Regions from separate parts of the Homo sapiens genome. Here region 1 is linked to region 2. The links are chromatin contacts, found by Hi-C or POLR2A ChIA-PET in ENCODE. All regions are on one chromosome and are shown on one strand. The core of a region is the stretch at or near the end of the contact, and the rest is flanking DNA. Distances in the headings are between cores, read along the strand shown.

The links. Hi-C counts contacts between places; a loop is a spot of excess contacts on that map. ChIA-PET counts read pairs that join two places held with the same protein, here RNA polymerase II (POLR2A). Pooled maps may share reads with other maps.
Region 1: a loop to region 2 is called in a map of astrocyte of the cerebellum, with 5 times the contacts of the local background. The contact joins two enhancer-like sites. A Hi-C loop is called at or near these places in 5 of 168 maps with a recorded cell type or tissue (CD4-positive, alpha-beta T cell, PC-3, PC-9 and 2 more) and 2 of 50 pooled maps. POLR2A ChIA-PET finds 5 or more read pairs at or near these places in 5 of 52 experiments (A549, AG04449, AG04450 and 2 more).

Annotation. Positions count from the first base shown.
Region 1 is chr2:225,090,079-225,092,778 of GRCh38, forward strand. No RefSeq gene overlaps it. Among named protein-coding and RNA genes, the nearest start is that of DOCK10, 49 kb to the left of the region's middle. Within about 2 kb of position 1,418, at least 3 of the 41 ENCODE cell types and tissues checked have a DNase peak (open chromatin) inside an H3K27ac peak, as active enhancers do.
Region 2 is chr2:225,036,509-225,039,498 of GRCh38, forward strand. The region is part of intron 1 of DOCK10 (dedicator of cytokinesis 10); the gene reads right to left. Among named protein-coding and RNA genes, the nearest start is that of DOCK10, 4.5 kb to the right of the region's middle. Within about 2 kb of position 1,448, at least 3 of the 41 ENCODE cell types and tissues checked have a DNase peak (open chromatin) inside an H3K27ac peak, as active enhancers do.

The DNA.
Region 1 (2,700 bases), core at 168-2,667, 54 kb after region 2:
CAAAGCAGCTATCTGCAGCTGCCATATTCTGGGTTTTCTTACCCTCTTCTGTTTTCCTGTTCAGCCCTTTATACACCTACAGAAATGGTTTCACATATGAAATTTTTTCTACTGAACTGCTAATATAAATATGCTACTTTCCCTATTGAAGCCTGGCTCCTTCCTGCTAAGACTTCTTCCAGTTTCCAAATCCAGTAACTCCAAACCTGATTTCTCATTTGTAATGCCTCGAAGACAGCAATTATGAGATTGCCAATGGTCAATAGGGTTATGTCATCTCAAAACAGTGAATTTTTCATATTTTTGTCTCTCACTATTAGGACAATGATAAAAACAGTCTATTATTGTTAGAACAATAATAAAATACGTAGATCTTACATAAACGTAATCTTTGAATGTTTGAGGTCTGATTACTCAATTATGAAACCTCCTTCAACAAAAGGAGGCTTTGGTATAAAGTTATTTTATAAACTATGCATTAAATGTTTGGAACTGATACTGATGCATCATTAGAAAAATTAGTCAAGATTTGGTTATAACCTTTTCTACTACAGAGAAACAAAAGACATGAGGATTTCATTGTCCAAGAGTATGTTTGGAAACTAGGTTTTAAGATATTGAAATTTACCCTTGTCTTTCAAGTCTAGTGAAATATAGAATATACATGCATTTTTAACTACTGCTAGAATAGTAGATTTATGTATGCTGTGAAGAGAACCAAAATGAACAATTTATCTGAATTTCATTTTAAACTCAGTGGAAGCAATTCTTCCACCTTCATCTCCCTCTCCTCTGGGATCACTTACGGCTGATTACCAGATGACAGATGATTACCACTAAATGGCTAGATGCATGTGGTATTACGTGGTAAAACCCTTACATGGCTGAACCATCATTGTCATCAAACTGGACGATTGATGAAACCATGACTCAAAGCTAGAAGTCTACTACAACTCCTTTGGTAAACATATTTTTAAGAATATTGCTCTTTGCTCACCTCTGTTCATAAATGCAAGTATCACTTTGCACTTGTACATGTTTTCATAGAATCAACAAGTAATTAAAAAAGCATTATTTGTCCAGTATTGCTATTCATAGTGGCATTTCTCAGGCAGTGAAATTTAACACTACAGTTGCATGTAAAGGAAATAGCCATACAAGCTTCTCTTCCTTTCAACTGTTACCGACAACTTCGTGTAAAAGACCACTGACAGTAGAACCTAAAAAGTGCAGTTGTGGGTCACAGATTTTTGTTCTTCCTGTGTCAGCCTCATTTTTTTTTTGTTGAAGAGACAGTGAGGATGGTTTGCATTAGCTAACCTGGAAAAAGACTGGACCATACACACCAGAATCTGTATGTACACCTCAATGAGGATGACAGTGGACATCAGGATTGTCTTGTGGTTTCTTGAGGAGACTCATGCAAGATTCTTGTGGAATCATTCTTGGTCGGGAGGGTTAGGACTCATTGTGAATCATCCTCCTATGTTGAGATAATGACTGCGCAGATTATAGAGATATTCAAAGTCTTTGAAGACTCTGTATTATAAAAATAATCTCAATACATATGCTTGATTTTAAATTGTGTCATTGACCTTTTGTTACAGGAATGTTCAAACCTTCACAAAAGTAGAGAGGATGGAATAATGAGTTGCCACCATTGCAATAATTAAGAGCATTTTGCCAATCTTATTTCATCTTTCCTAACTTTTTTTTTTTTTTCAGTTTTGGTGTTATGTAAGGCAAGTTTCAAGTGTCATATCATATAATGAGTAAATCACTATGTTTCATTTACAGAGATCTCCTTAAAAAGTACCTAAGTTTTCTATCACTATCACACCTAACAAAGTAGTATTTTAATATCTGCTAGTACATTATCCATCTCAAATTTCTCCAAATGTCTCAAAAATATTATTTAATAGTTGTATATTTGAATTAAGGTCTAATCAAGGTCTTCATACTACATTTACCTGAGAGGTCTCTTAAGTGTCTTTTAGTTTATAAGAAGAATTCTCCCTTCTCTCTTATTTATTGAGGATATTTATTTGTTGAAGAAACCATATTATTTGTCCCAGATTATGAATTTGGCTGATTGCATTTTCCTGGTGCTATTTATCCTGTTTTAACTGTTAGTTATATCTAGAAGCTTGATTAGATTCGGGAGAAATTTTGGGGAGGAAAAATACTTTCTGGGTTGTTCTGTGTACTTTCTGTTGCATCATGTCAAGGGAAGCAATAGGCACATTTGGAGAGTATGTTAATACTCTTAGTAGGATTAGTGTTGGCAAATGGCTCCACTTATGAAGATTTCCTTCAAACTTCTCCCTAAAAATTATATCAGTAATTGTCTAGATCTATTATTTAACTAAGGATTAAAAAATGGTGGATTTTCTAAATCTATCATTTTTTCAGCATTTATCAGGTGAATTTTTTTTTTTTGAGATGGAGTCTCACTCTGTTGTCCAGGCTGGAGTGCAGTGGCACGATCTCAACTTACTGCAAGCTCTGCCTCCCGGGTTCACACCATTCTCCTGCCTCAGCCTCCCGAGTAGCTGGGACTACAGGTGCCCGCCACCACGCCTGGCTAATTTTTTGTATTTTTAGTGGAGACGGGGTTTCACCATGTTAGCCAGGATGGTCTCAATCTCCTGACCTCATGATCTGCCCGCCTTGGTCTCCCACCACACCTGGCCTATCAGG
Region 2 (2,990 bases), core at 198-2,697:
TAGTGCAAATCACTAGGGGATCTTATTAAAATGCATTATCTGGTGTGAGCCCTTGGATTCTGTATTTCTAGCTAGCTCCCATGTGATCTAATGTTGCTGGTCCTTGGACAACACTCTCAATGACGAGACTCTATCACACCATGCTACTATTTGTAAAAACCCCAGGAAAAAAATATCTTGTCTCTTAAGTTTCAGTATAAGTTAATGCTGAATATGTCTAGAGCAAGTTTTCATTTATCTAATGGACTTCTTAAATCTCATGGCTGATGGTGTTTTCCTCTTTGACTTGGTCACCAAGAAGCATTTTTAACAAAGCTATAGGACTTAATAGTGATGTATTTTATTTACTGGTCCCAATGACTTACATCTGATTACATCTAACTTTCCTAATACTGTTTTTTTTTTTCTGGCTAATATTACTTTTCACTGCCCTTACTATATTTTGTTGTTGTCATCTCACATGCATCTTTGTAAGATACTTAGGATCCCTCCTTCAAATAAGATAGAATGTGAAAAAAGAATCCCAACACAACTCAGTTAAATGGTAATACATACTCCCAGACACACAATGCATTGAGGAATTTCAGGCACATGTGAGAGTGGGGTAAGCAATTGAGAATGGAGAAGCAGACAGTTTTGAAGTAGACTGCAGGAGGATTAACCTCATGCTCTTTCACAATTTTCTTAAGACTTTGCAATACAGGTGGGATGGGGATGGCTGAGTGAGTTCATATTTTAAAGACTTAACTATTGAAATTCCAGTTGCCTTGGGAAGATCTATTATAATTAAGGGTACCTGGAGCAGCCTCTGCTATTGCAACTATCCTCAGGGGAACACTGGAGTGAATTCTCACAGGTACTCTGAAGCACTAGTGGGAAGAACAGTTTTCCTAATCCTTAGGTAGAACTGCATCTTGGATAGATCAAAAGGCAACACCAATCAACGTCAGCTACTCATATCCACCGATTTGAAGATGCTTTTAGAAGCAGCTAAAAAACTGGAAGGTAACCCCTCCAGTTTTCTATTCAAAATGCAGAGGATGTCCCATATCAGTTACTTAACTTAGGGAAACATGTTTAACCCTATGAGTCTCACTGGCCTCCTCTGTATTTTGCAACAATAATAACTTCCTCAAATGATTGCTCTGAGAATTAAATAGAATGCTTGACACTGTGCCAGGCACATCGTACATTCTTAACAAATTATTTACCTTAATGCATTCATTATTGCTTTCTTTTTCTATGCTAGGCCTTAGAGAATCTGGTTGTGGAGAAAAAGCCAAAACCTATACATGTTGACTCATTCTTTCAGCCTTTGATCCTTCTAGAAGTTTTCTAGAACCTACTTGTGGTTACTATTCATTTTCAAAGTTATTTCTCCAATGCCCTTGAGAAATAAAAAACATTGGCAGACACACAAGTAACATTCAAACTTGATCTTGTAAACTAAGTTTGTGTTGACTTCTTCTCCAGGCAAAGAGGTCAAGGGACTTTCCTCATATGAAAACATAACCGTGTGATTTCTGCTAAACCATAAACACCCTTGTCATAAAGGACTCTGTCCAGAACAACAAACAACAAAACAAAGCAAAAAACACAAACAAAATAAAAAGACTGTGCTGTGAATGCTAAACAACCAGGCCCTTATATTGCATATTGCTTTTAAATCTGGATAGCGACAGCAAAACAAGTGCTTCACTTTCATTTGCTATCACTTTCTGCATCTAGCATATGACTTTTGGGAAATTCCAGTATCCCCCACTCAATTAAAAAAAAAAAAATCCCTCCTACTCTCAACTCTTGAATGCCACCAAGTTCAGAGGGGAGAAAATTCTTCCTTCTAGGAATTCCTCACGCTCACGTAAACATGTTTACATATTCATTACTTCTCAATCAAAGCTCTTTGGTTGGTCAAAGGTTCCGCTTCTTACTCAAAGCTCTCTAAAATATCAAAAGTGGTATTATTGGAGGTCTGAAGAGTTAGGAAACATCAAAGAAGGGAAATGGAATTTACTGAAATAAATACTTTCCCCTCTTTACCCCTTACACTTTCTGGGTGGGTAGGAAGGGAGAAAACCTCCTGGTTAAGTATAATCACTTCCGGCAGGATGCTTTCTCTTTAAAATGAGTTAATAACAAAATTAGATACAATTAAAAAGGAGTTGCAAAGGAGTTTTTGTCTAATAATAGAGTAAATATAAAGGCATTAAAAGTGCATGTAACTAAAGTGGTAAGCTCCAGTCTAGGAAATAGATGAACGGCTTTGGGCTAAAACTGACCAAATGATTATTTGATCTCTAGTAAATGCTTCCTTTCCATCATCTGACTCTATGTAGATCTCATCCTTCTGGTTATCTGAAGCCTTCCATTGCACTAACCCACCTAAAACATTCCATAAATAAAACTCCATTTCTCTCAAAGTGACAGATCTGATGGGGTGTTTGCAAAAAGTTTACCTATACTTTTTTTAAAAAGTCTTTTCTTTTGAAATGCTCTCAAATACAATATATATGCAGAAAAGTGCACAAATCCTAAATGTATATCTTAATGAATTATAGAAAGCTATCTAAATGAACTAATTCATGCTAGGGTACAGATACACTTCATTCATTTTAAAAGATGAGCTTCTTATCAAAAAGGAATTTCTAATTAGTGGCATTACAACTTTGAAGCCAACATGGTATGTATATTCAACCAATGTAATAAAACACTCCAGTTCTGATATGAGACAAATGTTTCTAATCATTTTCGGGCTGAAATTCTACCCTAGAGAAGCTTGCTTTATGAAACAATCAGGAATGAGATTTCAGGAAATTATGAGAACTTGACATGATCCTTTGAATTGATCTTCGAATGAGTTGTCTTTCATTTATTTTCTATGGGGAATTTTAGGATAATGAAGGAGCAAATATTTCTCCTTTTGAAATGTATGTTTTTGTTCATTACTGTTCTTGGGAGGGGTGAAGAATAAGGTGGTTCGTGTCTAGGAG